Regions from separate parts of the Mus musculus genome. Here all the other regions are linked to region 6. A link is a loop called in an ENCODE intact Hi-C map of the cell type or tissue named here. Cell type or tissue: left cerebral cortex. All regions are shown on one strand. Region 1 overlaps Map3k5 (mitogen-activated protein kinase kinase kinase 5). Region 2 holds the start of Gm25256 (a small nuclear RNA gene). Region 3 overlaps Map3k5 (mitogen-activated protein kinase kinase kinase 5). Region 4 has its middle 30 kb from the start of Gm25256. Region 5 overlaps Pex7 (peroxisomal biogenesis factor 7). Region 6 holds the start of Il20ra (interleukin 20 receptor, alpha).

Region 1 (5,000 bases), 410 kb before region 6:
AAATGGCAGAGGCAGACCAACCCAGAGTATACAAGCACTAATTATCTTTGCACAGTAAGTAAATAGCTCTGACCTGGAACCAGAATGGTAATTGCAGTCTGCACAGCCTTTCGGATGATGCTGTCCAGGGCAAACATCCAGTGTGGCTTGATGTTATGATTCCGAAGAACTTTATTGACCTGGAAAGACAGTGACCTTTAGTCTATGTTAATTTTTTACATTATTTATTACTATTATTCTCTTCCTGCAAGGTGTCTATGTGTTTATATGCATGGGCATATGCATAAGGAAGAGGAAGAGAAAGAGGAAGGCTACAGTTGTGGCACTTAAAACAGCTGCAGAAAGTGTAAAAGCAGGGAGAGTTCAAGAGGTTTTCAATAGACAATTCTCACCCTGCCAGGTCCTGACCGCCATGTAACACAGACAAAGCCTGAGCACATCCACGATTTGGAAAAATCAAGGGAAGAGAGTATAAATTAGCATCCACGCACAACGTGCATGTTGGCAAATCTGATCTTTTTCTTCTTTTCCTGCAACTGTTGCTGATGCTGATATAGGGGAATAATCTGCTAGAATATTCCAGAAAGCCCAGTCACATAAAAAAATGATTGTTGTAAAGATAACTTTTTACTATGACTGGTAAATGTCCCACCCATTTAAACAGTTATACACCCTACCATTCTGTTCTTTCAAAAACCTACTGTGAAGCACACAGAATATAAGACTTCCAATGTTAATCACTTGCATTTGCTCAGATGAGTCTTAATAATATAAAATTAGTGATTTCAACCACCCGAGGCACTATGTACCCCCATGTTACTGTGTGAAGGTCCTCGCCGTCCATCCTTAGGCCTCTTTCTCATATAGAATTGGAACTCGGGACTCAGTCCGATCTCAGCTCTCACCCAACAGTGCTGCACACCTGACCTGCGTCCATCCCTGTGGTCTGTGCTCCGGGAACCTCCCCAAAGTCAGAGGATGAATTCTCTGGTCGTTTTTAAAGACCATCCCGTTTGACTTAGCATGACATTCCTAGGACTCATCTACATTTATAACCTGTGCCAGAATTTCCTTTTTAAAGGTTGGACAGAATTCCCTTAACATCTGGATTGGGTCACTCTTCCCGGTTCACAATGTCACCTATGTAAGCAGGGCTGCGGTTAGAGAACCAGGTGGAAGCTGGAAAATGGTGGCTGAGCTCCAAACTCGTGCCAAGAGTCAGAATGACAGCAGCTCAGTCTTTCCATTGGTCCAGCCTCATCCAAACGACCCGGTTTAGGAGAGAGCCGGCCTGAGGCCTTTCGCATAGCAGTTGCTCCCAAGGAAATGAACTACTTCTTGGACCTCACTTGCTCCAGGGGATTCTTTCAGAGTGAGCTTGCAGTACCTCCATTTCTTAAATGGATCTGCCTGCTTATGTGTCTAACCAGGCTATCACTTAGAACATGGGAGTATTTCAAGTGTGAATCCTTCATAGCCATGGCCCCCCTGCACATCCCCTCATCACACAGCGTATTGCTCACTGCCGCATTACACAGCGTATTACCCAACAAGAGCACTTGACAGGCCAGGAGTGAAACTGGGTTGAGCGAGTTGCATGACTATGTCTGACCTGGGCCCAAGGCTCAGGATTACAGCTAACTAGCTCTCACTCTGAATTCTCCCCAACCTCCTGCCCAGAAGCCAATGTGTGGGCAGGCACAAATCAGCTACATCGTTGCACTGGATGGTAGATGGCTGGGTTGCCATAGTTGCAGTGTAAGCATGCCTTAGCATTTAATATTAGTGACAGGCCCTGCTTGGATTCTCTAGGACCTCGGTCCAGTCAGGAGAATCTTGTTCCTGTTCTTCACACAGCAGAAACACCAAGTCGTTTCCACTCAGAACACCAGTGACTGTGGAAGGATGAAGATTCAGTTTGGAATGGAGGATTGTTTCTTGTTTCAAATACAAATGTCAAGAAACTACCTAACACAGGAGTAATACATTACAAGTTAATATTAAACATTTAAATAAAACCACACAGTGCAATTTTATATTTGCATACAGGCACCACCAGATATTTTTTCCTGCCTCCCATACCTTGTGTGTCTGACAGTGGCTTACAAAGGTCTATTTTGAATCAGACTTGCAGAATAACTTCTGGTTTGTCTTGCATAAGACTGTCAGTGATCTCTCATTAGATCACGAGTAGTTTCCACTCACCAACTGCCTGTTTTCCAAACTATATTTATGGTGGGAAAATAGTGGATATTTACGAAATGAACTTGTTAAGAATGTCCTATATGGAAACCAGAGAAAAGCCTTGGGGGCTGAGGGGAGAGAGAGCATTTCAACACTGAGCATTCCCAGGTGTAACAGTGCATTTCTCTCAGTGGCCACTAGATGGCACTTCTTGTTCAGCATTACAAAACACGACTAATGTGCACTATGCTTTAGAGGCCCACACATGATCCTAAGGAGAAACCCAGTCTTGGGAATGAATGTCTGTAAGCCTTGCTGTTTCCCATGGTGGTTCAGCTGTGTGAGTCTCTTATCTTTGAGGGAACTCAATAAATACCTCACATCTGTCATCCGAAGAGAATGCAGTTTACCGAGTAAATGAGAGGGAACAGAATTTGAACTGTATCCCATTTCTATAACCAACCGACCCTGAGCAGAGTTTGTGGGGAAATGGCGGCCCGTGCACTTACCGCATCCTGGAAGCCAAAGAGGACCACCTGCACCTGGCTGATGCCGTGGCTGTCGAAGTCCAGCTCCAGCTTGAGCTTGGACAGTGTAGTGGCTATGATTTTTCGGTCAGTGGACCTCACAAACTCTCTGAGGCTCGAGATGAGGGTTGTGATGTGTTCCCACTTTAGTTTAGGCTCTTCAGCACCCTGAAAATAAAACCCGACAGGGCCTCAGTCACTCTGTACTCCACGCGAGCTCCCCCTTCTCAGTCTTTTCTCAGAAGACCTTTGCTCCGAGAGGCCTTCCCCAACATGCTTTGAACCCTGTGGCTCCCCTTAGTAGCCATCACTGCTGCCAGAAGTAACCAGTCTTTGGAGAAACAGCCGTACGCCCACGCTGGTCGGTAGCCAGGGCACATTTGGGCTGTGCCCAGATGGGGATAGGTTGAGGCGGTGAGAATCCTGCTGTTGGGAATTTTAATTGGACACTAAGGTGAGAGAGGGGCACGGAGCCATGGAATCTTAATCTCCGAGTCTGCCTGCAGAAAGGTCACAACCCAGGGTCGGGGTGCACCCAAGGACACGGGAGTAGATGCAGGGGAGTCGAGAATGACAATGGAAAGAGAAGAAGATAGAGCAGAGACGAGCAGCACAAGACGAACAGCAGCAGCCAAGCAAGAGCAAAGATGGAAGGAACCGTGGAGCTTTCTGTCTTCCGGACTCACACACCATGGTTCTCTAGGCCAGGCTCAGCTGGGTACCAGCCGGCTACCTCTCTCCTGGCTGTGTGTATCTATCAAAAGGTGTGCCTGGCCCTTCCATGGCCTTTAAAGTCAACTCCCTGTCGTAAAAGGGGCCAGGTTAGACACCACCATTGGAACCCCACCTTAACAACAACTGGGTAATCAGTTATAAAAAACAAACCAAGGAAACGTTCACATATTTAAATAGACCTCTCTTTCAAAGTGATTTTTATTTTATTTTATTTTATTTTATTTTATTTTATTTTAATGTGAGCAAGGCACACTGAGCCTGTAAAGAAAACCTAATCCTCATTAAACTTCAAGAATTTTTATTAAGCTAATTTCTAGTTCATACTGCATTTTCTAACTGTATTATTAAAATTAAGTTTCTCCACCAGGCCAATAAAATTCCCATCATTAGAATTCCATGAAAAATTTCAAAACACACCCTCACCTTCTCCACATATATTCTTGATTTGGGAGCTTGGTCCCCTGTTTAAGTTCTCATGAGAAAAGTCTAAATTGAAAGGCCTAAAGGCTGTCATTAAAGAAACATTTGAAAATTACACTGAGAACAATTACACTCTTTGTGTTTTTCTCATCACAAACTGAATGACAGCCAGAGGGAGGATTCACAGGCAACTTCCTAACACCGGGAAATATCAGGAGAGCGAACTGCTAGGAGAGCAAGCATTTATTTTTGACATCAGCTTTGTCTTTAAAGCAGCAGCAGCAGCAGCATGTTGCCTGGATGCGCGTGTGGCTGTCCTACACAGCACAGTCTCTACCCTGGGAAATGCTTCCCGTCCAGGCTACCACATCCGCTTAGTCATCATCATTTCTGCCCTAACTCCCGCCCCTCTGTGTCAGCTCATTCGAGGGCTTTCCTTTCTGAGACAGCATGTTCTGCAGGGTAAACCTGCCTCAGAACAATGGCAGCATTCGACAGTGAGCCTTTCCCACAAATTCAGCATTCACAGCTTTCCTGCAAAAGCCCTCTCTAGCCTTGTGTGCACAGGGGTGTGTGTGTGTGTGTTATATGCAGCTATGCACACATGTGAAGGCCACAAGCAGATATTGGGCTATCTTCCTCTCTTACTCGCTGCCTTATTACATCAATGCAAGGTCTCTCAATGATCTCCAAGGATCTTCCATCTCCCCTTGGGCTGGAGTTCTAGGCCTGCCCCGCCACACTCAGCTTTTTATGAGTGCTAGAGATTTGGATTTGAACTCTGCTCCTCGTTTTCACAGAAAGTGCTCTTGTCCACCGAACCCTCTCCCTAGTCTTTATTCCTTAAACTGTCAGCGATTTGTGAAAGGTGAGATACAGTTTAAAGAAGTTAAACTGTAATCAATAAAAACTGGGGCCAGGGAGACGGCTCAGTGGGTAAGAACACTCTCTTGAAAGCATGAGGACCTATCACTCGCGGAAAGAGGGGTCTTGTCTTCACTTGCCTGTAACCCCAGCATCATGAGGCAGAGACTGGTGGATCCCGAGAGTGCACTGGCCAGTCAGCCTAGCTGAGAGAGCAAGCTTCCGGGTCAGTGAGAGACACGGTCTTAAGGTTAGTAAGTCAGAGAGTAA
Region 2 (5,000 bases), 68 kb before region 6:
GTCCCTGTTTAGTTTCTGTTTCCATGATCTGTCCATTGGTGAAAGTGGTGTGTTGAAGTCTCCCACTATTATTGTGTGAGGCGCAATGTGTGCTTTGAGCTTTACTAAAGTTTCTTTAGTGAATGTGGCTGCTCTTGTATTTGGAGCATAGATATTCAGAATTGAGAGTTCCTCTTGGAGGATTTTACCTTTGATGAGAATGAAGTGTCCCTCCTTGTCTTTTTTGATGACTTTGGGTTGGAAGTCAATCTTATCAGATATTAGGATGGCTACTCCTGCTTGTTTCTTCCTACCATTTGCTTGGAAAATTGTTTTCCAGCCTTTCATTCTGAGGTAGTGTCTATCTTTTTCTCTGAGATGAGTTTCCTGTAAGCAGCAAAATGTTGGGTCTTGTTTGTGTAGCCAGTTTGTTAGTCTATGTCTTTTTATTGGCGAGTTGAGACCATTGATGTTAAGAGATATTAAGGAAAAGTAATTGTTGCTTCCTGTTATTTTAGTAAAAATATGGAACGCTTCACGAATTTGCGTGTCATCCTTGCGCAGGGGCCATGCTAATCTTCTCTGTATCGTTCCAATTTTAGTATATGTGCTGCCGAAGCGAGCACACATATGTATACTTAAATCCTCCCTGCTATGGAGATTACTATCTCTGTGGGCCCATATGGCAGTTCATGCGGCCCCTTTCTCTCTATGTAGCTTTCCAGGCCTAAGTCGCTAAGTCTGAGATAGGTTAGGCTCCCTGTCCCCTGCTTTCGACCTAATTTTTAAAGATCAAATGCCTCAATAGTTATCATCTATGTCTACTTACTGTATGAGCCTATTTCCAGGCTCTATTTATATTATACCAGACAGACGGAATCCCAGAAATCCCATGTGAACCATGTTCAGAGATTTTGAGAATTTGCCTTTTAGGTTGTTTTAAAGCATTTTTTTTTCTTTTAACTTTCCTAACTTCTCCCTTCTATGGTGCTTAATATCTCTGTATACTTAAGATCATTTAAACAATTACATTATATTCTCTTCTATTCTTAAAAGGAATTAAATCAAAATTTAAAATCTCTATCTTTTATTTATCTGTTGGCTGGAGGCAGGCAGCTTTTATGGTCTGCTTCTCACTGCCTTTCTCCTAGCACGGGGTTAGGGAATCAGCCAGCCTCTTTGGACAGCAGGGGCTCCCAGAAGCTCTGAGCCGAGGTTCTCTCTGGCAGCTGTGTTCTTCTATTCTAGTTTCATGGCTTGTATGTGATCCTCATAGCTAGCTGAGAAACCACTTCTCCCCTCCTCCTAGACTTATATCAAGTGTGTGTGTGTGTTTGTTCCATCCAAGAATCTCTAAATTATTTTTAATAGTGAGTTCTTGCTTACCACGTTGGGGCCATTTGTAGAGGTAGTTGGCTACACTGCTTTGGCTCCAGGAGGGTCACATGACCTGGCCAGGATCTATCTGGATTCTGGAATTGAAGACACACACACACACACACACACACACACACACACACACACACACCAATAAATTTTAAAACGCCTTGGCTAGCTCCAAGGTTGGGCAGTTCGAATTCTGCCTGCGGCTAGCACACATTTTCCTCCTCTAATCCTAGCTTAAAGCCCTCTAATTATGTATTTTATCTTTGTTGTCTTGCCTTCTTCTGGGTTGCTCTCTAGTCTTTGCTGCCCAAGACACTTCTGGGCAGCCCTTTGGGGGCCTCATTCCTTCTCACCTATATTTTGGATGATTTTTCATCTGCAGCTCTAAGTCTGATCCATCTTTCTCCAAATTATGGCGATTCTGTCTCCCTTTTTTCTAGTTCCTAGCCTTCGCACATCTAAAGGTTCCGCTCAACCTTCCTCCGCCCAGTCATTGGCTGTGTGGCAATTCTTTATTACCAATCAGAGCCAGCAGGGGGCAGGCTTCCTTTAGCCTACATGCAGGACACTGCAAACAAGTTTTTGGGTAACACAATTAGCAAGTTTTTGGGTAACACCAGCCACTATGCAAAGCAGTGAGAAGGAGTCTTTAAACTCATAAATCCTGTCTCCAGTGACATATTCCCTCCAGCAAGGCTACTCCAAAACTTCCTCTAACACCAACCGCAAGTGGAGACCAAGTCTTCAAATACACAAACCTGTAAGGGAACGCTTCTACTCAAGGCGTCGAAGTGAGTAGGACTTGAAAGATCAAAGAAGTGAACAGGATTTCTCGTGAGGTTGAGAGACTACATGTGAGGAAGGAGAAAGCCGAGGACATAGCTCAGAGTTGAGATGGAGACTTGGAAATCGCCAAGTAAACGTCAGAGAAGCCCAAACCTGTGTAGTAGTGACTTTCCTGCCAGGGAAAGAAAGCTCATTTTAAGTGGCTGGCGCACAGAGAGCCTCGTAAGTTCCTCGAGGGCAGAACACACATCATTTTGTTCCCCCATCCTCCGTACCCAAATGCGGTAGATTCTTAATAATAATAATGCATTTATTTGATTCCTAAAAACCAATCAAAGTCAGTTTGATCTTTTGTCATCTCCCAGTAGCAAGTAAAAAGAAAGACAGAAATATGCAGATGTCTTTGTCCCTCAGCCCATAGCTGCATCCTTGTACCATACAGGATCTCATGAGCTCGAACTGGCTTCCAAGTTGCTACACAGATAAGGCTGGTCTAGATCTCCTCCTCTTTTGTCCACATCCCGAGTCGAGGTGTATACCACCACACTTGATCAGAGTATGTCTTTCAACATGCTTCTCTTCAAGGAGTCAAAAGGTCTATATTGTCTAACGGGATGAGTTTGTGACAGCACCTTTTCCACCTCTTAAGGCTCCAGCTGGCTTAGTTTTTTGCATCTACCTGGCTCAGCAGGAGCGAGGGAGACCTTCGGATCTCAATCTCCATGTGCTACTGGCACTGTATGCTTACAGATCTAGGCAAGGGTTGTCACTCCCGCCAAGAAAGGAAGTTTTCCTCTTCCAAACTGCGGAGCAAAATGTCCACCCTAAAACTTTCCTGATCACTAGTAAGTTCCTGGGGAGCAGGGAGAGGCCATCTTTGTCTGGAAAAGAATTAAGATGTACTCAAAGGAAAAGATCTGCATTAGGTCAGGTTTGGATATAAGAAAAGAACACTCCAGATGGATTACAGAGCTTCTTGTAAAAGAATGCTTTCATGGTTTTAATTACTGCCCTTTATTGTGGCAATCATGTTAATTCCCCCCATCCCCCAATTTGGATGTTCAGTTTTCAAGTCTGGGAAATAGAAACATTTTATCCTTTATCAAATAGTTCTGAGGCATGAGTGATGAGTATGGGGGGGAAAAGACAACTTTAAAATATTAGTTGGCTAGAGAGCAAGAAAACCAACAAACAAGAATCTCACAAGAAAACAAGACCCAATCGCGCTCCCAAGCGTGCTCATTCTTGCATGAGACGTGTAGTACATCAGATCACCAGATCTCTGAGGTTAAACCTCAGCTTTCGCACTCCCCAGTCTCTGGTTGGCAGCATCATGTGCAAGCTGTTAAACTACAATGAAAGCATGGCAGTGGGCTTGTGTTTGTTGGCCAGAGACCATTCTTGCTTTATCTGTTCTCTTCTGAATCTTTCAGAAATAGTAGTGATTTTTTAAAAAACAAACCTAAGGTGAGCTATTTTCACCTTAGCTACATCTCACAGCAGGGAGCTCATTGTGAAAGCATTTAGCAGAGAGTAGGCTTCTAAGGCTGTGCAGGGCAGACAGAGGTGTTGCAGGAGCTAGGACACTTGGGTCGCTCTGGTTTTTATCATACTCCGGTCCCCAGTGAGGAACCGTGGTGGTAAGATAAGGCTTTCCTTTAGACCAAAACTGACCCAGAGTCAGGAAGAGAAGCAGAAACCATGGTGGGAGGGTGGGTAGCAGGTGGGCGGGTGGGGCAGTGACTAGACTCTATTCCATTTCTGAACTGAGGAGGGGGCACGGGCATTTTCATCTCCATATTAGGAAAGGCTCCAGGTGATCAGGACTTGGCAGAGATTTCTGAGAAGTCTGTGCAATCCGATGGAGTCATTTTTGGATATAAACGCCCGTGGCTTCCCCTGTGCACTTCAGGGAAGACTTAATTGCCGCGTTCTGCCTTTCTGCACTCCTCTCCCCTCATTTAACCACCCACCTTCCAATAGCACATCTGCAGGCTCTGCAGAGACGTGGCAGGCAGCCACGGATCTGTCCCACACTCAGCACTGTCTCAAATGCCAGACTTGCCGGGATTCTGCATGAGAGCAGAGGCTACTGAGCAGTTAAAGGAACGTTCTGTCAATGACTGCGCGCTCCAACGTCCTAGGAATAAATCAAAACTAGGGCCCTTCTGTGCTACAGAGAGAGACTGAGTCTGTGCATTTTACAATAAAGAAAAGGTAGTGTGTGTGTTGTTGTTCTCAAATTTTACGTATTTTTGGTGCTGGGGATTAAGTCCAGGACACTGTATGTGCCTCTTCATGGGGCTGCAAACAGCCCGTCTGTTTCCAAAGCTTAATTCTAAAGCCCAGTGTTCCGTACTCAACCTGGAAATGCAAATCCAAACCAGAAATGGCCATATTTACTCTCTCACTGGGCATGGCAGTTCATTTGAAAATCTGTGCAAACTCTGGATCCTTAGTAACTTTGTTTTCTTTCATGTATAAGGGGTGGCCTCAAACAATATTTAATGGGTTAAGACATTTGCTTATATAACTATACATTTATGTATCAGGTTATAACTAAGTCCGGCACAGTTTTCCGAAGAGAACTTTTGTTCCATATTTAACTTTAAAATAGAAGGAAATTTGTATTACTACCTGGTTCACTTGGGCTTATTGACACATTTATTTAGAATGATAAAGATCCAGTCTATGGTGCAGGGACACTAGGCAAGCTGTCTGTCACTGAACTACATCTTAGCCCCTCCAGGGCTTTTAGACCAGTGGTTGTCAAAATGTGGGTCACAACCCCCAGGCTCACATGACCCTTTCACAGGAGTGGTCTAAGACTTCCAGAAAACAGAGATATT
Region 3 (5,000 bases), 360 kb before region 6:
CCTGTACTTCCAGACAACAGCTTTCAAAAACCCTGCAAGAATTACTGTCATGAAATTTAAACTTTAATTTTAGTTGTAACTGCTGTGCTTTAATTTTAAGTAAACACCAGAACGAAACAAAGCAACAACCCGGTGATCAGGGTAGCTGAGAGGCTACGGTAGCTCAGTGGCTCCAGCAAATAAGCTCATGTTCCTTTGGGCCAGCTGCCTGCTACCTTCCTTGCACTTGTGTGTTTGAGTTCACATGTATAGGGTTTGGAAGCACATGCGTGCAAATGCATGTGGCGGCCTCGGGACAACCTCGCCTGTCCCTCCTGATTTCTCCAGTGTGGTGCAGCTTTGCTCTTAGGCCCCACGGGCAGCTGTTTCCATGTCCCCAGGTTTGGGAGTGTGGGTGCACACTCCACTCCTGGGCTTTTAAAGTGCTGGTTCTGAGAATGGAACTCAGTCTCCACGCTTCTATGAAGCACATTACTGACCAAGTCATCTCCCCAGACTTAGCATATCTTTTCTGAGAGAGAAAATCAATCTGTATAGCCCAGGCTGGCCATGGACTTGCCATTGTTCGGTCTCAGCTTCTTGAGTGCTAGGATTCCAGAAGTACACCCCACAGCCAGCTTGGAACTAACTTTAGGTAGAAATTTCAACAAAACCTCTGTATCTTTTTATTTTTCATAAATTAATATGTGTGTGTGTGTATGTGTGTGTGTGTCAAAGTGTATCTGCATGTAGACTGTCCATTACAGCTCAAAGGAATTATTACATAATTTATGCAAAACTTAATTATTATGCTAATAATGTTTGGACACAAAAATTTGATTATTATGTGACACAAGTGATTCATAGAATTCATGTTTTAAAAACTTAAAATTTATCTCTCAACCATGACTAAAATATCCTAATTATTATCAAATAATTGTTCTTTAATCATTTTCCCTACATCTCCCAGACTGACATATATGTACAAGGTGAGCTTTTTACCTTAGCCTTCCTACCTGGTTTGGTGTGGGGCCTGAGTGCTAGTTCAGCTGGCCATGCGCTGTACCCTGGCTTTCAGTCCTTCCTCTTAGCAATAGCTAATTCCAAGGTGAACACCTTAATCACCTGCTCCCTGACTGAAGAAGGCGGCCAGATACTCTGCCATCAACATCAGTTTAGGGTTTTATTCGGTTTTCTATCAGCTTTATTCAGAACATCAACAAAGTTTTTTTTTTTTTTTTTTAAAGCTTTCCTAGAGAGTCCTATAAAAATGAACCGTCAGGATTCAGTTTCTTTTTGAACTTGCCGATCAGATGCTGAAATCCAATGGGCTCCCTTTACAAGGCTCCAGTAGATGGTTCTTTATTTAGGAGTCTGACAGCCAATTGGAGCGAACTTATCCATCAACAGAACTCTGTCTGTAAGAGCGAAGACCCAGCGGATGACTCTGAACTTACACTAGGCAATGAAAATTGTCTCAAGCTCATCTACTAAACCAGCGAGTGGCCTTCCATCTTGTGACTGACAACAGTGACAAGACTGTCACCCACGCCATCACCAACTAACACCCATGCCAGAGCCTGCCTGGGAGTCTTTAGAAGTCTCTCCTGCTTGATCTCTTCCTTCAATAACAGCGAAACTACCCTAATTATTTTCTTAATTATTTTTTTACCCTCTGTAAAAGTTATAACAGACATTGAAAAATCATCAAATGTTTGACCACAGCATGCAATTAATAGTATGATATGTAAAACAACCATGAAAAGAGCCCCTTCCCCACTGCTCTGAGGTTGTGGCCTCGTCCTGGCTAATGAAACAGAAGCTGAGCTTTGCAGCTTTGAGGTGGTCTAGAACTCTTCTCTTGGCAAAAGCAACCCAAAAACCTACAATCTCTATCCACAACTCCTATATCTTTCCTAGGGCCATCCAACCAGGAGTGTGGATAGGCCCTCTCAAGTTTGATGCAAACTATTCAAAAACCAGTGTTTAGTGCACCTTACTGGGATTTTAGCAGATTCTGTTGTGAGGTCCAGGGAGGGAGGGCAATGCAGAAAGGCCTAGTGGGGAGCTGAGGCGATGACTAGGTCACTAAAGCACTCACCTGCAAACACAGCCCCGAGTTTGATTCCTTAGAACCCATGTAAAAATGCCAGGGAGTGGCAGGCCCCATGCAATCCCTGAGTGGGCCAGAGGCAGGAAGTCAATCATTCTGCCCTACCTGGTGAATCCAAGGCCATTCAGAGACCCTGTCTCAAAAGAGTCAGCACTCATGAAGATGCCACCTGAAGCTGTCCTCAGCCTTCACACATACACACATATGCATGTACACCTGGACATATACATACATGCATGTGTGCACACGTACTTGCACACATATGTGAACCAGTAAACCGATGAAAATGTGTGTATACATTTAAATTAAGAAAAAGAAAGGCCACATATAAAGGAACCAAGTACTAGACAGCAGCAAATTAAAACAGCAGCCTTCGGCCTCTGCTCTCAATCTCACTCCTATTGTCTGTCAACCTGAGGTCAAAATGTCTCCATAACTGTGTGACCCAGACTTCGCTGCTGACCTATGTGTGACTCAAACGCACAGTGTACCCTTACCTCTGCAGTCTGCCGCTGAGCTGTTGCCCAAGACCACGGTTGGGCTGGGACTGGGCATGAGAGCAGAGCAGGCTGGGTGGCAGGTACACACAGCTCTAAAGTGGCACTGGGAGAAACCAAGGATGGGTTCCTCAATAGACCAGGCTGGTTTGGTAGGAAAAGAGCAGACTACTTCCTGAGTATCTGGTTTCCTGAAGGCTGCTTTGCCTGGACACATCTCACTACAGTGCTCTTAAGTTCAAAGCCTAAGCTACAGCCACTGCACTGGAGGAGGCCCAACCTTCACGGCTAGCAGGGACTCACCACAGGGAGGCACTGGTGAGCTGCAGAGTAAGTACCAGGATCCAGAGATGCAGAGCTGGAGAGGTTAATTAGCCCCAGCAGACCCCACACCATGGTTACCTGTTTGAACCAGCAAAGAAGCACTGTTTTCTAGGAACTGATCCACCCCAAATTCCACGCCCTGCCAAGGGCAGGAATAAGAAGTAGGAGTTAGCAGTGAAAGTGGTAGTAATAATTTAATAATTATACTGTCAGGCCTTATTGCTTACCTGAGCTAACAGTCATTCCTCCCTTGTCCCTTCTCCCTAGCTAACAGTAACAACAGGGCTTTTGGATTTGTTGTTGTTGTTGTTGTTCAGGATCTGCTGGGGCAGGGAATTTAGTCTAAACTGGCCATGAACAGTTCAAGTTCCTTACAGGTGGCTGGCTGTTGTTATGAAGGTTTGGGCTGGATTCTCCTTTCTGGGATGCTGTCTGTATGAGGCAATGCCTGGAGTAGCTGTTTATGACCATGAGAAGACAGCCAACAACTTACAGAGAACTGAGCTCAGAACTCGGGTACAAAATCCCCCTCAGAAAGAACCCGTCTCTGAACTTCTCAGGATAGGAAATACCGTTTCCCTCTTGGTTGAACTTGGGAGTTATGGCCAAACACACCATAAGCAGGAAAGACTGACCACCTGGAACTGGGTAAGAATCCTTCACACAGTTATCTTGACCACTCTACATGGCCACTGCCAAGAGCTGGGCTAAGAGAGGGCAGGCAGCCTGCACAATACACATGCAGACTTTCCTCAGGTACTGACTGGAAACATCAAACGCCCACAGGGAACAGGTACAGGGCTAGGATTCATTAACTATGCCTCATGCAGTCTTCAAGATTTGGACTGAATGGATGTCTACAGAGAACCAACTTACAACCCAGAGGGACACTGGTTTGCAAAAGCTTAAGTTTTTGTACATGGACTATTTTACTATGACCACTACAGGGGATGGGATACCACAGGTGCAGCCCACATATGTCAAGAGACAGTGGGAGAAGCAGAGGGATGGCTTAGGAGTTAGAGCACCCACAGAGAGGCCAGGCTCATTCCCTGCACCTACAGGATGTCTCACGGACATCTATAATTCCAGTTCCAATGGATCCGGGGGCCCTCTTCTGATCTTTGTAGCCCCCCAAAATAATACATTGCATATACATGGATGCAAGCAAAATAAATAAATACATTTTTAAAGAACACAGAAGTAGATGGTGGATAATTCACAGCCTAAGCCAATAGCCCTGCCTCACATACCCATTTATATCTTAACACATGCATTTCTTAGCATACTGTAAAAATTGTCAGAGAGACTAAAAACATCCACACCAGACCCACTTAACAGAGAGAACCCTTCTGAAAGAGCAAACAAAACATCTAGTTGGAAGAAGTACTGTTTCCAAAAATCTCTGGCTCCGTCCTTGTTCTCTTCCTGTCTTCCAAAATCCATTGGCTCTGCACTCATTCTAGGACTGTGTTCATCGCTAATTCCTTTAGTCGCGTTCTGTTCCAAGTGTCCCTGGGTAACCTTGCTCTTTCTGGTTAAGCCTCTGAAGATCTCTCCTAGCCTTGCTCTCTGCCCAGTATAAGACCATGTCTGCATCTACTTTAGAGTGTTGTAAACAAGGCAGTGCACTTCAAAGAGGTATGATTAGAACACACATCGATTGTGCCCGGGTTGTCTGAACAAACTGTATCTCTGTAGGTGCTTGTAGGTCATCAGTTCCAAGTGTCCGGGTCCAAAATGAAACTCCCCCAGAATTCACCCTTCCCTTCTAGGCGAAACCTAGAACCTGCTGGTGTTATCACTCTTAGACTTTGAACCACTAACACTTAATAGTTCCATTTAGTTAATCTTCCTAATGACATTATACATTTTTTCCCCTTTTCTTTTCAAGTGACCCGCCACTCTGCAGCTGCAACCCCCCTTTCCCGCTCTAGGTTCCCTGACTACTTCATTTCTGGTTCTTTCCTTTAGCAGCCTTTTCCCTGCCCCTCCAGGGTCCAAGATTCCCAAACTCTTATGTCAAGGTGAGATACGTCTCACAGCCACAGTGGTAACATCACTGACGCACGTTCTGTGCATTTAGC
Region 4 (5,000 bases), 100 kb before region 6:
CTCAGGCTACAGACCTCACCAGGCACCTGCTCTTAGAACTGGGACAACGTCCAATCCTATAATTGCTGAAAGATGTACACCTGCCACTTAATTTCCTTGGTGCCCGCAGTGAATTATACCTAAAGCTAGACAGCAAAGATGCCTGTCCACTCTGCTTTCTTTGTTTGCCCACCCAGCTACCCTCTTATCTATCTCAAAGACAGTGTGATTATTTGAAACTGAACTTAACAGGCTGCTGCTGTTGTACAAATTTTCTCTCACTGGGAACTGAGATGGGTCTAAATAGATCGCAGCTTCCTACCAAATAACATTATAATTGGCAGCTCAGATCAGTTCAAACTTGCAGGAAATTCACAAAGAGGACATAAAATATTTGCCAGACAAATTCGAATACCCACCCCTACCCCCAATCCACGTGTCACCTCCAAACTGTGAGGATGTTCCAAGACAGGGAATCTGAAGGATAGAAGGGACTTTAGTAAACTCTTTCTTTCATAAGTGAGGAGATAAAGATTTTTAGGAGAAGAAGGTAGTTACTGTTACCCACGTAACTCAGAAAAGTTAAGGCGGCAGTCTCTTCTTCCCCTCACATCTGTGCTTCCTTCCTGATCCCCAGGGGGGAAAAACATAACTCTCTCTCCCTTACTCTTCTTCCTTCCCTCTCTTCCTTCCCCCTCATCTGCCTGCGTGCCTGTCTGTCTGTCTGCCTGTCTACTAGCACATTCCAAATAGGGACAAAGGAAACTAATTATCCATCCCTCCACCACCAAGGTTTGGAACTGAGCCTCCTGAAATGTGCAAGCAGCAGCCAGGCTCACCGGAGAGGGGGTACGCAAGTTCCTTATGAGCATGGTGCTCTCACAGGGAACTGAACTCCAATAGCTTAGTGATGATTGGAAGATTAAATGTCCTCTTACTAGAGAGATGTGGAAGATATAGGCAGTTGGACGAGGTATCTGGGGCCCATGATGACCCTTGGCAGACTTCAGTCTGTGATGAATTCTTCTGTGCTCTGGTGTGCTGTTCCCACCCAGCCCTCCTTATTACCACTTAGTCCACTGGAAGATCTGCCTAGAGGGGATCATTAGAGAAAGCTGGTCCGTACATTTGGGTGGGGGGAGAAGAAAGTAATGGGACTGTGGGGTGTGGGAGGACATCAGAGAGGCCTTAGTTGTGAGGCTGTTATCTTAATTCAAAGCTCTCTGCATGCTGATGTGTCAAACTTTGAATTATTGGCTCCTGAGCCTCAGTATTATCTGTCTTTCATATCATTCAAGCAAGGGACCAGAGTATACGTGTGCATATGGTGTAGAGAGACACAGCCAGAGTTAATTGTTTAAATTAATGGCTAGTAAAAGAAAATGTAATAAAAATAATAAATTTCAAAGTGGTATGCTTTATCAGGATATGGCAGAATATGATGGGAGCCATGTAGAAGCTTGCTATTCCTAATGATATGGCTCTCTGAGCTGGTAATTACATAGACTGTATGATTGGCCTGATCTATGCTTGTCATCCCCTCTTCCTCACTCTGGGCAGTATCTGTTGCTCAGGGGACATCCTATCTTCTTTCTTTGGAGCTAGTTGAACAGGGGTGAGGTGCATTGACCCTCAGAAGAAGGTGTGTACTCAGGCCAGGCACATAAGAGAGAGGTGGAGCCAGTGGCAGGCTAGTGGAACTCCACCAAGGTGCCTCAATCTTGGGGTAACTTTCTGGGGGGGAGATCAGGTCAGAAGCTCATTCTCCTAGGCACCCCAACAAAGCAGACCCATGCTGTGCCTTGTTTAAGCACATTAAATGTCTGCCCTTGTTTGTAGCCCTGCATGCACACATGGATGCAGACACTTCCCTCCTTCCTCCTTCTGTCCCCCAAGGATATTTTATTAATCCGAATTACACACAGCCTTTCTGCTTGGCATGCTGGACAGTGAGGGAGTTTGTTGAGAAGCTCTGACTCTAAGGTGCATGTTATGTGCGGTAGAACTTCTCAACATTGCTGCCTCTACCCCATTTTCACATGCCTGAAGGACCTGTTTGGATGCCCTCTCTGAAAATGTAACAATATAGATAGACTGTATATCTGTGTGCACACTATACGTACACTGAATGCGGTTCCATGCTTCTTGCAGTGAAACAGTAAGGTGTTCTTGAAGGCTGAGTGGCATAAAGGCAGTGACAGAAACAGGCTGCCAGGAGGAGGTTAGTTGTTATAAGGAAGGGGGTAACTCCTCAGAGAACAGGGACACAGCACATGACAGGGCTGCGTGTGCAAATAGCTAAAAGGTACCTCTGGAGACTCTTTTGCCTCGAGGCCATTCTGTTTCTTCCTTTTCTCTCTTCACACGTCAGGCCCTTGTGGAGCAGCAACATCCTGGAGACAGAAAGATGAAAAGAAGCAGGAAGGGCAGTGTGTGTGGGATGCACAGGAGGAGGTGCTGTGTCATACTGGTTTCTCTTATAGTCCCTTATTTTTCTTTCTCGGCTCTGAAGTATCTTTCCAACCTTACTTTTAGTTTTCATCTTTACCACCATCTCTCTGTAAAGGCTGTGTTCTCTCTGGTCTGAATAATAATCACTCTTAAATAGTTATTTTGTCTTTCAGGTAGAGGCAAAGGAATGAGAAAGTTTGATACATGGTGTGTCCTAGCCAGACACTTAGATTGGTTAAGGTAAGGGGCGGGAGATGTTCAGAGGGAAGGAAGGAAGGAAGGAGGAGAGAAGAAGAAAGAGAGGAAGGGAGGGACCGTCTATGGTTCTGAAACTGTCTCACACTCTGGTATGACTGAACACTGGTTTGTCCTTGCTACCATGTGGATGGATATCCTGTGTGAGGAGCTCTTTAAAGAATGTGTCCTTCTGATATGACAGAGGCTAAGAGGAAAACCTGTGATAGGAGCAGAGGGAAAGAATCCGGGTGGGGTTTTTTGTTAGTTAGTTTGTTTTGTTTTGTTTTGCTTTTTGGTCAGGTGTGCAGGCTCCCTTGATGTTCTCGGTCTTAGTCATTGGATGGTAATCCTTCTGTCCATACATAGACAGAATATAGCAGCTGCCACACGGTGGCAGCAACATCTCTGGCTGTTTAGCCTGGTGGGTGATGGCTTTTTCTTCTCTCCTTTTTTCAGTCCATCCCTTCAGAACAAGCCTTTCTTTGGGAACTGGGGGCACTGGGGTAAATATTTCAGTGGGCTTTCTTAATGCGTCTCTTTACTTAAGCCATGAGCCGGCACTTCTGTCATCTTTTCTTAGTAGCCAGAATTTTAAATCGAACTCATTAGATAGTGAGACTGGTGGTTGTACACAGGGTTGTGGGGACCAGGAAGGTGACCAGATGTTCTAATTGAGTCTGCCAGTCTTGGTTCTGGCAGTGATCAGATTCCCTGGGAGAAGTCCCAGGCAGGCTCCACTGTGGCCGTTATCTGAACCGAGCTTATGAACTGGCCTACTTCCAGGGGAGAATGGCCAGAGCAGAGAGGGGTCTGGAAACCAGGAGTGACAGGGACACTCAAAAGGGAAGGGGATGTTTGCCGAGGAGAGGTGATGTGACAGATTCATTTAAATGTTGGAAGGGCTGTCACAGAGAGGAGTTTAGAATCTGTGTGCTCGGATATCAACCCTGGAAGGAATCTTAGAAATCCTACTGAAAACTCTTCCCTTTTTAAAAGAGAGAGAAGAGGGCTGAGAAGGTGACATGTTCATTGTTACAGGATTAGCTGCTACCTGACAGAGCTTAGACTGCTTGGCTAAACCTAAATATATTCACCATTCACGTTGTGAGCCATCAGGATGGGTAGGGTGGGGCATGATGGGAACAGCTTCTGCTGAGGGTTGGGGCAGCACTGTGTATCCAGAGAATTTCTGAAGTGTGCCTTCCTCCGATTGCTAGTCCCAGCCTAGCCACTGGGAAACCTGTTCACTAGAGCCATCAGTGGGATTGCTGTTTACCCTGAATGGTGGATGTGTGCACTCAGAGATAGGGGAGAGTTGGAGAGATTTGGGCTTTATTCAAGTCCACCAAGTGGGTAAAAAGAAACTTCTCGCCCAGGACTCCTCAGTGTGTAAGATCTTGTGCAAAGGCTGTCCTGAGAGTGTGAACGTGGCACTTCAGTAGGCATTGCCTTTGTACTTCAGTCTGCAAAGCCCTTCTGAAGCAATACAGATGGAGCATTCAAAATTTGGAATGCTCCAAAATCCAAAATGTTTTCAGTACCCACATGATGCAGGACATCATAAATGGAAAACCTGCACATGCAATCTTATAGGGTTAAGTTCTGAAAATATAATATTTTAATAGCCTATGAGAACAATGTGCACATGAAGCATAAATGAATTCTTGTCTAGACTTGGGTTCCATCCTTGTCTAGACTTGGATTCTATCCTCAAGGCACTTCATCATGCATATGGAAATAACCCACCTCCACCCCAATCTAAAAGCTGAAACGCTCGCAAACATTCTGGAGAGGGGCTAAGAAACTGTCATATGATTAATTGTGTTGTCACCCGTCCATACTGGTGAATTGCTTCTATTGATGTTCCAGATGGGATAAATGTGGTCTGACATATCTTGTGTAGCTTTGATCTGTATAGTAAGAAATGGGTACAAGCTGTTTCCTAGGTACCAAACATTGCCATCATTAAGCATCTAATGGCTGTGATTATGAGATGGGTGGGAGAGATAGCATACACACTCCACTCTACTGGAGCATATTCTGCCAGTATTGGAAGGAAGCATGGTGATTTGGGATTGTACATGACAAACTGACTTTGGGCAGGCCATTTTCAGGTGAAACTAAGATGCAGGTATCTTCAAAGTGTATTAGACACATTGCAACTAGCATGTTATATATCTGAGGATGAGCTAAGAAGTTACTTTGTTAAAATGTAGATTAGAGATAACAGCTCTTACTTAATGCTTTATACATAGTTCCTCACTTCATATCTAATTCATTGAACTCTATGTTTAAGAAAACATAAATTGAGACAGAGGAAAGTTTCCTAATTC
Region 5 (5,000 bases), 180 kb before region 6:
CTTGACTGACCTTGAAATCACTCTGTTCACCAAGTTGGCTTCCTGCCTCTGCCTCCCCAGTGCTGGGTATAGACGTGTGACATCACGCTGAGCATAACCAACATCTTAAGAAATAGAAATGTAAAAACATCCTTGAGTTACAAAACATAAAATCTTTCACTTATTTACTTGTTTTTAATAATTTATACCCACCAATTTCATAAAAGTATAGGTAACAAATGAACAATTATATTTAACATCTAAACAGTGGTTGTAGGGTTTACCATAGTCCACTGAGTACGCACTTAGTATTGATCCCACATAAAGTTGATTAACTCTAGCATCACTTAATATAGGTACCATCTTGTGTGTGTGTGTGGAGAGCACACTTAAGATCAACTTCCTTAGCATCTTTCAAGCATACGTGATTATTAACCTCATATCTCTAGAATGTATTGATTTTATAACTAAAAGTTTGTACCATTTGGCCAGAGTCACTTCTGCCTTCACCCTCTCGGCCTGTGCTGACCACTGTTCTAAGTTTGACTTTTTTGGATTTCATGTCTGTCTTGGTCACTCACTGTTCTCTTACTGTGAAAAGACACCATCACTTATGCAACTCTTATAAAAGAAAGGTTTTTCATTGGGGCTGGTTTACAGTTTCAGAGGTTTAGTCCATCGCCATCATGGTGGGAAGCATGGCAGCACGCAAGGAGACACTGGATTAATAGCTATGAGCTACGTCTAGGGCCTGTGGGCCAAGATACTGCGCCTAGCCCACCCTCAGGGATATACTTCTTCCAACAAGGCCACAGTTCCTAATCAAACAGTTCCATTCCCTGGTAGATAAGCATTCAAATAGATGAGCCTGTGGCGGCCATTCTTATTCAAACCACCATAATGTCTTATGTGACAAAACATCAAAAGTTTACTAAAGTGCAGATCAGTATTAATGATGTTTCCCCTGAAACTTCTTCAAAGCAAACCCAAACACTTAACATTTCCTACACATATGTAGGAGCTAAAGTTTTAAGACTCAAAGTAGCCTGCTGGCTAATGATACTCAGTAATCAGCCCAGGTGTATGTCTGGGCTGCTCTCACAGAGGATCATTAGACACAAGTGTCACTGGACACACGCTATGGTAGGGATGTGTACATAACTTACTCTATACAGTGGTAGAATAACAGTGTGTAAGCTCTCAGTCGGCTTCTTGCACTGGTGCTGAGATGGAGGAGTGTGCCCCGGAATAGCACTGCTGTGTAGCCAAAGCTGCCTGCCAAGAGGTCGGATGGAGCAGCACTGTTTTCTATAAACTGTTCTTCTAAGGAAGGCCAGGCAGGGAGAGTAATTGAATTTTATTACTTTCTGATGAACACCGAGGGAGCAAGCTTTTCAAGATGACTGTCTTGTCTGCTTTGACTTTTCTTTGTGGTGCTATAAGTAGTAATCAGTTGGTAGATTTAAAAGTATGTATAATTTGGCATGGTGAAGGACATTTGGAAACTGTAGACTTGTATTAAGGCAGAATGGAGTCAGTCTCTAGGGAGTTAGCATGGGAGAATGGACAGGCTCACCTTTCTGCTTTTCAGACATCATGTAGAAATGGACACTGTGTCATGTTTTCGTAGAGTGAGTTAGTTGCTAGCCGTTGACACTGTTATAAAGAGCTAAGACGTAATATTTGTCTTGGTGCTGTTTGCTTCCTAAACATGAAGACTTGACTTTTTTAGGTGTATAGTGTTGATTGGAGCCAAACCAGAGGTGAACAACTTGTTGTGTCTGGCTCATGGGATCAAACTGTCAAAGTGGTATGTAGTATTACTGCGCTTACACCCAGTTTCCTTACACACTGCCGTTGGAGTGTTTCCTACAATGTTCTGTAGCTTTACATGTGATCAATTAGTTTTCTCTTCAAAAGTATTTATTAAAATGTTTATCAGAATTTAAAAAACTATTCTTGACTACAACCCAATAATTATCTTATTTTGTGCCTTAAATACTACCTTATTTTATGTAAAAATAAACCTTAAAAATCTTTACATATATGTCCTATATGTATATATAAATGTATATGGTATTCATGAGGTATATATGTATTACATATAGTGCTACATGGTATATACAAAAGTGTTTCTGTTTACCTTTGTTGACTAATTGATCTCATTTGTTTTCAGTGGGATCCAACTGTTGGAAATTCTCTGTGTACCTTTAGGGGCCATGAGAGTGTCATTTACAGCACAATCTGGTCTCCTCACATCCCTGGTTGTTTCGCTTCAGCCTCAGGTAAGTAAGTTTTGAGTTCTCAGAAGCCTGACTTACTAGTGAAGGGTGGCCTACTTCTTTACCAGTAGGTGGCGCCGTCAACTCTCGATTCAGAGAAAATGGGAGTGCATACCCATTTTGTGCTCTTAGGGGATTTAATTTTTTCTTTCCTTTTTTTTCCCCCCCCCAATGCTGGAGGTTGAGCCCAGAGTCTGTGCTCTGCCACTGAACTAGAGTCACAGCCCTTAGGATCTTTCTTTCTTTCTTTCCCTGCCTGTCAGCCTGATGGCAAACATTTTCAGAGGACTGAGTCCCAGATTGTGTTTTAGTAGATAGAACCCTTTTTAACAATAAATGTTAGGGTTGTTTTTCTTCTTCTTCTTCTTCTTCTTCTTCTTCTTCTTCTTCTTCTTCTTCTTCTTCTCTTTTTTTTGTATGGACAGATTTTTTTTATTTATAATGTCATAACATAATTAAAAATACATTTTAAGAAGGAGGGTTTGTTTTTTTTGTTTGTTTGTTTTTTTTGTTTTTTTTTTGGTTCTTCGAGACAGGGTTTCTCTGTGCAGCCCTGGCTGTCCTGGAACTCACTCTGTAGACCAGACTGGCCTCGAACTCAGAACTCCACCTGCCTCTGCCTCCCAAGTGCTGGGACTAAAGGTGTGCACCACCATGCCCGGTGGTTTGTTTTATTATTTTTGTTTTGTTCCATAACACTAGATAACCTATGAGGCACACGTGGGCTTTTCAATGAGTAGGCTGAGTTTGGAGCTGAGACCCATGACTTGGTGAATATAGTTGTGTCCTTGGCTCAGGGTTGGTTAACTAAGAGCGTTTCCATTAACCAGAGTACCCGGGGAAGGCAGCAGAGAGCACAGGTGGAAACACTCCAGCCCTCAGAGCCACACGACTCACAGACAGGTTTTGTGAGTAATGTTTAGTTGGCACACAGCCCAATCAACTCAGTTACGCATCATCTGTGGCTGCCTTTATTCAGTCCTAACAAAATTAAGTAGTTGTTACAAAAACCTAATAGCTCTCCAGGCCAAAATACTTACTTCTGGCCTTTCATGGGAAATGTTTGTTGATCCTGAGAATTCTGGAGCGAGACAAAGAATTAGGTGTTCAGAGGAGGAGGCAGTAGCTAGGGAAGAGGCAGTGAGTTTCTAGCCATCGTCCCCTTATTTAACAATCCAGCGGAAGACAGGCTGCGACTTTCTCAGTACATTGTATCAGTGTCCTGAACAGCTGAATCATATGAAATGGGTCACAGGAGTAAAATTCAGAGATCCTTTGCTAGTTTCTTATATTTTTAACTCTAAAACTTAAGAACTATTTATTCATTTCCCCTAAATTCTTTTCTTTTTTTTTTTTTTCCTGAGACAGGGTTTCTCTGTGTAGTCCTGGCTGTCCTGGAACTCACTCTGTAGACCAGGCTGGCCTCGAACTCAGAATTCCGCCTGCCTCTGCCTCCCGAGTGCTGGGATTAAAGGTGTGCGCCACCATGCCCAGCCCCCCTAAATTCTTGAATTGTTGTTTGACGACAACTTTTTACCTTTAGGTAACTGTACACAAAGTCCATTTAGATTATGTAATTTTTGAGATTCTGATAGTAATGGTAATATCTATGTGTGAAGATATCATTAATTCAAGAAATGCTTTTTTCCTTGATAAAAATTACCAGTATTCTTTTCTGAAATGAAGACCACTATGCTCTGTCAGCTTATCACAGTATCTGTAAAATTATCTCTATAATTCCTTGGCTTTAATTCTATCTTTCATGAAAGTCTGTGATTGGAATTAAATCTTTTCCAAACCATCATTTCTTTTGTAATGAGTTAGTAATACATTATTTTCTGGCTCTGTTTTCTTCTCCTTTTTTCAGTTCTAGGATTGATCATGGCAGCACACCTACTAGGCAAGTAACCTGCCACTAAGCTGGGTCCCCAGCTTCTCTTCTTTTTCTTTTGTTAAAAGACAGGGTCTCATCTAATCCCAGCTGGCCCTCCAACTCCTGATCCTCTTTGCAATGCCAGGTCTTATGTGGTGCTGAGGATCAAGTCCAGGGTTTCCTGCTTGCTGGACAATGCTGGCCTATGGAGGGACACGCTCAGATCTTCAGTTTCCTTCTGCATACCTGAGTGTGGTTTACATCCTCCTGTGGCACAGCTGCTCATAAGGCTTGGTGTGTGTACCAAGTAAACAGCGGCAATAATAATGCACTTAATGTGGAATTAAAATGTAAAGCCATGCATATAGCTTGATTTCGTCATCCTTAATCCTTCTAAGGTAATGTAAATGTTACAGGTTTCATGCTTTCTGTAAAACAATCTGAGCTGACTGCAGTTCATTACCATTAACATAGAGGGAGTTAAAGCTCTTGTCAGGAAGGAAGTTGGATTGAAATCTGCATGGTTTCCCCCTGAAGAGGGGCCTCCCGTGGCCTTACATTCTGTGGTTTCATAGGGATGGTTTCAAACCTGAATGCATTAGTGACACAGACTCAAAATGAGCTGAAACCTGCCTCCCTTCCACTGAAGCTGGTAATTTAACTTGTGACTTTTAAAATAGGAATTAAATGTAACAATCATAGGTTTTAATACATGAAAAATGTCAAGAAGTAAAACTTGTGAGTTTTTAAAAATTCTTTTTTTAATTCTTTTTACCTTGCCATTAGATGTTAATTTGTTTATTGTAATTACTTGAAGTTTTAATTGTGTGTGTGTGTGTGAGAGAGAGAGAGAGAGCGAGAGAAAG
Region 6 (5,000 bases):
TGCCTGTCTGGGTAGCGAGTTTCCTGTGAGACTTGCTCAAACAGGGGACAGGTAATGAATTACCCCTGATGTTGCAGGGGTAATTCAAAGAAGCAGCAGTTGGGTAGGATGTCCAGTTAAGACCTATGAAGTCTGGCTTTCCATTTAGGAGATTAAGGGAAGACACAGTGAAGTGGAGTTAGCCAGGGTAGACGAGGGAGGGCCATTCTATCAGAGGGAACTGCGAATATGGATCCTGGACATTTGGCTTGCTCTGGGAACTTGGTAAAGACAAGAAGGGGAGTAATTAAAGTAAGGAGAGAGAGGGAGAGAGAGAGAGAGAGAGAGAGAGAGAGAGAGAGAGACAGAGAGAGACAGAGACAGAGACAGAGACAGAGACAGAGAGACAGAGAGAAAGGGAGGAGGAGGAGGAGGAGGAGGAGGAGGAGGAGGAGGAGGAGGAGGAGGAAGGGGCAGGTCACATAGAACCCTGCAGGATTTAGAAAATTGCAAAAGCCATGGAAGCCTTTGTGGTGTTGAACAGGGCCATGCTGTCTGAGGAATTCACTGTTCCCACTCCTATAGGCTTAAAGCGTCTGTTTACATAATGGTGATGATGGATCCTCTTCCTTGCGGAGAGACAGAAACGACACACAGAGAAGATGACACAGGCATGATCTTTAGGATGGAGGTTAATAGCCCATAGGATGAATCTGGTAAAACCTCTGCCCAGAGAGGCAGGGAGTCATTAATAGTGTTACGCAATGTAACCCTTAGGGAACAATGGGGACATTCAAAATTCCCGTAGTGGTGTACCTTAAATGAAACATCAAAATGTGTATAAAATGTTGATGCCACATGCAATGTTGTTTCTCTTTGGGTGTCCTGGGATAATTCAGCCTGATCCTATCAACACTTGTATAGCTCTGAATTTTGTGCAAAAGCAGTCCCAAAGTTAAACTATTATCTATTCATGAATGCTAGTGTTATACAGTTCTTAAAAGTCCATATTCGCGCAGAAGTGAAGATTATCCATGGGTTCAGTGGTTAAGTGTAGGAACGGTATCCAAGCACCTACTATACCTTCTAACTGGTTTTCCTGTATTCATGAAGTACGTGTGGAGGTCGGTCCCATGCTAAATGCTGGGTCTCATAGATCAAAAAAAGCCCAGTGGTGTGTGTGTGTGTGTGTGTGTGTGTGTTTATGTGTGCGTGTGTTTGCTTTAGATTTTGCTGTTAAGTTAGGAGTATTGCTGCCTTCTAATATCATTTTGCCCAGTTAGTGAGCAAGTTTTATTTCTCACATTAACACCAAGCAAGTTCAGTATGGTAGCTCTATTGCACTCACTGTATGCAGAGATCTTCCCGTAATCATTCATATAGATGTATATGTATATGTGTGTGTATATGTGTGTATACATATGCTTGTCTCTCATCCCCCTTGATGACCATACTTAAATCTCTGTCTAGACCTTTTATAATAAACTTCAACTGTGCTTTAAAAACAGAAAATGAATTCATATCAGGGATATTTGAATAAGCCTTTTCACATTTGGCTTATCTTGGATTATTAAAATATAACCATATACTTGCATAAATTTAGAACTTAGAAAATAATCTTCTTGTATAGACTACACGGTTCAGAAACCGCTCCAAGGCCAGCGTGCATGCTTCCGGCCTCTGAAAGGTAGTGAGCATCATGTTTTCTCTGATTGAGGTCTCACTTTTTTTCCCCACTCGCTGGTTTTTCCAGGCTGGAGCACAGGTGCTTGAATCAATTTTATAAAATTACAATTGATATTTTGGGAAGCTTTGTGGCTGTTGTCTTTAATTGAAACCGTGAGATACCTTGCTGAGATACCTTGCTTTTTAAAGAGTATGTTTTTATATGGCAGAAAAACAGAAAGAAGGAAAAAAAAAGAAAGAAAAAGAAACTTTTAAAAAGTGAATCAGCTTGGCTTTCTGAATTCCAGCGGTTACGGTTTAAACTTTAAAACAACAGAGAAAATCCTTCTAGTGCTTTATGTCTTACTGTTTTATGCTTTGTTATTTCTCAGAAGTACGTATACGCACACGTCAGGATTGCCAGGAAAACGGGATGTGGCTTACCCTTTTGGGGCTGATTTGGCTTTTCCAAACTCTGATCCAAGCTCCCACAGGCTATGAATCTTGGACTTGCCAAGGTTTTAGTGCGAGCCGCCCCTTGCCATCACTGTCACCAGTTTCGAGGTACAAGTTTTGGGCCACTCAGGAGGGCTACTACCACCCCTGTACCCCCCAACCCCAGCTCGGATTCAGCAAGCTGGAGCCCGGCGTGGACCCTTTCAGGCTCCTGCCAGGTAGCCCTTGCCGAGAGGAGCGACTCTCCTACCTGCGCGTCCCGAAGCGGCCAGCAGCAGAAGCAGCGTGAGCAGCAACAGTGGCGGCGGGTCCGGGTGGCCCGGCGCCGGGGTCCCGGGAGTGTGCATGGGCTGTCAGTTCGGGTCACATCTCGGGAACGCGGCGTGGCCTCCCCGGGGCTCCTCTGCAACAGCGAGACCCGGGCGATGGAGCCCAGAGTCTGCTGTGCACAACCAGCTCCCCCTGCAGGGAGTCCACGCGAGGGTGGCTGTCTGGGTTTCAGTTCTGAGTCCACACAGGCTTCAGGGGGTGATGGAGAAGCCGATGAGCTCTGACTCAGTACAGCAGAGTCTTATCATTCACTTGAAATGTCAGGTTTCATCCCGGAAGAAGCTGGAAGGGTGAAATAGGTACATATTTCTCAACTTACTGTTAGGCATGCTGCTTACCCTAGTCGAGATTTCCTCCCCACACCCCGAAGTCAGGTATCTTTGCATTTTACAGAAGAGCAGATGCAACCTCAAAACACAATAGAAGTCTCCCAAATGGGAGAGGGCCATCCCCCAGCTAAGAGAAAGAAAGGAAAAGCCAGGGAACACTGTGACAGAGATGTGCAAGCAGACCTCAGGGCTCCTCCTTTCTAGGTAGCTGTAAACATTAAACACAATGCGAAAAGAAACAAATTAACCATGTACTTCAGGCAGACTCTCTCTTTCCTCCATAGACTCCTGTTGCAAATGCACAAATAAAGAGAAATAGCCCTAAAATTGAATCAACAGACATCTAGAAGAGTCTCAATAACTAAAAGAAAACAAAACAGACGAACAAAGAACCCCTTTTGTGGTGGAGGCAGTCAGAGATGCAGCCGTTTTTAGAATGCCTTACACTCCTGTTTTCACTCCTGTTTTTTTTCCGGCTCAAAGAGTCCTAAGAGTCTTGGATTGGATTTGAAGGCTTCTGGAGGGTTAAAGCAGACCCTGCTATTCAGTTGTGCTTCTAGTTCACACCGGTAGGGGGCCCTGGAGGAGGAGGGACAGGACCTGTTAGCTGTCCTAGTTTCCAGCTTCTTCAGATACACGAAGAATTTGCCTCGCTGGCTGGACCCAATTCTCATGGGTCCAAATCTCCATTTAGTGAAATTCCTTTATCTTCTGTGTAGTCATGTCTTCCTTTTGTTTCTCCAGCCTTAGGAGTGGAAACTGCAATCAGTAGCTACTAGTTTCAAACTTCGACTTCTTTTCTCAGTGATCGGTTCTCTGACATCTGCCTGTTAACTGTCATGTTTCTTTCCTTTCCTGCACAAACTGGGCTCTTACTGATTCATATGTAATCCCTGAAAAAAGTAAGAAGACAGTATGATAGCAACATATTCTTTTTATATCAATGTTAGGACATGTATGCATTTCTGTTTAAATATGACTCATTCATAGCCTTAAAGGAGCTAGCTCAAGCAGACAGCTACCTTGCTTTTTCAACTTACACACATATTTCTTGGGAGATAGTCTACAGCCTGTTCTCTTAGGCTAGAGATTGGAAGACAGCCAGACCCTGCCCTCTCTGGTGTTCTTTCTGATAGTACTCATGGGTAGCCAATCCAAGGTTCACTTGCAAGGACTGATCTTTCTATAGTAACAGATCCCTTATGTCTCTGCGAAGGCTGAGTTTGGCCCTGGGACTTCCTAGGTTCGAACTCAGTGATGTTTCCCATGCGCTGGAGAGGAGAGTTTCACATCTTATTTTAAACCTGTTACCCAGAGCTCGCCTTAGGGCACTTCTTTAACATCTTTTAGTATTTTTTTTTCCTTTGTACTCTTACGTTCTAACTTCCAAGCATATCTGTTAATTCCAGGTAAAGAAACAGTCCTTCCCAGGTTAAATAAACTCGAGTGTATCCTCCAGAGATCTGAGAATTAACACAATCACATAGGTAGTTTCTTCAACTTATCTATATTACAACAGCGTGTCACCTTTTATCACAGTGAAATCTTAGCTTGGAGTCAAATGGACTAAGAGTTTCTGGGTTTTCTATAAAACAAAACAAAAACCAAAAAGACCCTCATGAACTAGTTAGCATCACCCCACAACTCCCACTTCCAAGCACGAACACCACACACACACATACGCGCACACACACACACACACACACACACACACACACACATCAACAAAATACATATTTTCCTATTCCATTTTAAGTCCTGAATAGTTTCCAGGCATGTTTAGCTTTGTCAACTTGACACAAATTGGGCAGAGAGCCTCAATCAGGAATTGTCTGCATTGGGGTGACCTGTGGGCATATCTGTATGAAACTGTCTTAAGATAATTGATGGAGAAGACCCAACTTACTTCAGGCAACGCAATTCCTTAGGCAGGAGGTTCATCCCTGTATAAGAGCAGAGAAATTGAGCTGATGCAAGCAAGGAAGCAAGCAAGGGAAGAAGCAAGCAAGGAAGGAAGCAAGGAAGCAAGCAGGCAGGCAGGCAGGAAGGAAGGAAGGAAGCAAGCAGGCAGGCAGGCAGGCATATATGCATTCTTTCCTGCCATCTTTGTGGTGATGTGGTGTAGCTTGCCAATAAAAGTTTCTACCTTGGCTTCCCATGGTGATGGACCTTAACTTTGAATTGTAAGCTGAAATAAATCCCACCCCCAAGCAGCTGCTTGCCAGGGTATTTTATCACAGC

The links. Peaks named below come from ENCODE experiments on the same cell type or tissue, not always from the same donor. Only the 100,000 strongest peaks of a DNase experiment are listed, where the experiment ranks them.
Region 1: a loop joins it to region 6, with 5 times the contacts of the local background. A loop is called at or near these places in 18 of 42 quality-filtered maps.
Region 2: it touches region 6 in a loop (2.3-fold over the local background); 4 of 42 quality-filtered maps call a loop at or near these places.
Region 3: a loop joins it to region 6, with 2.7 times the contacts of the local background. A loop is called at or near these places in 12 of 42 quality-filtered maps.
Region 4: a loop joins it to region 6, with 8 times the contacts of the local background. A loop is called at or near these places in 7 of 42 quality-filtered maps.
Region 5: a loop joins it to region 6, with 4 times the contacts of the local background. A loop is called at or near these places in 37 of 42 quality-filtered maps.

The regions. Positions count from the first base shown.
Region 1 is chr10:20,122,831-20,127,830 of GRCm38, reverse strand. It overlaps Map3k5 (mitogen-activated protein kinase kinase kinase 5), which reads right to left. Exons shown (of 30, transcript NM_008580.4): 24 at 2,694-2,879; 25 at 74-179. Among named protein-coding and RNA genes, the nearest start is that of Map7, 46 kb to the left of the region's middle. In left cerebral cortex, a CTCF peak has its summit at 2,378 (motif pointing right); DNase peaks (open chromatin) are centred at 2,391 and 4,235; H3K27ac peaks cover 206 bases.
Region 2 is chr10:19,778,459-19,783,458 of GRCm38, reverse strand. Gm25256 (a small nuclear RNA gene) reads right to left here and starts at 605; the gene lies at 499-605. In left cerebral cortex, a CTCF peak has its summit at 1,910 (motif pointing right); DNase peaks (open chromatin) are centred at 1,889 and 4,175.
Region 3 is chr10:20,071,324-20,076,323 of GRCm38, reverse strand. All of the region lies in intron 11 of Map3k5 (mitogen-activated protein kinase kinase kinase 5), which reads right to left. Among named protein-coding and RNA genes, the nearest start is that of Map7, 97 kb to the left of the region's middle. In left cerebral cortex, a CTCF peak has its summit at 2,893; DNase peaks (open chromatin) are centred at 2,893, 3,929 and 4,302.
Region 4 is chr10:19,810,004-19,815,003 of GRCm38, reverse strand. No RefSeq gene overlaps it. Among named protein-coding and RNA genes, the nearest start is that of Gm25256, 30 kb to the right of the region's middle. In left cerebral cortex, a CTCF peak has its summit at 3,059 (motif pointing right); a DNase peak (open chromatin) is centred at 3,062.
Region 5 is chr10:19,891,514-19,896,513 of GRCm38, reverse strand. Pex7 (peroxisomal biogenesis factor 7) reads left to right here. Exons shown (of 10, transcript NM_008822.2): 4 at 1,712-1,789; 5 at 2,156-2,264. Among named protein-coding and RNA genes, the nearest start is that of Pex7, 14 kb to the left of the region's middle. In left cerebral cortex, a CTCF peak has its summit at 2,313 (motif pointing right); a DNase peak (open chromatin) is centred at 2,317.
Region 6 is chr10:19,710,081-19,715,080 of GRCm38, reverse strand. Il20ra (interleukin 20 receptor, alpha) reads right to left here and starts at 2,494. Exons shown (of 7, transcript NM_172786.2): 1 at 2,351-2,494. The coding sequence starts at 2,447. All of the region lies in intron 1 of Gm33332 (a long non-coding RNA gene), which reads left to right. In left cerebral cortex, CTCF peaks have their summits at 2,371, 2,573 (motif pointing left) and 3,332 (motif pointing right); DNase peaks (open chromatin) are centred at 2,575, 3,399 and 3,804; H3K4me3 peaks cover 629 bases.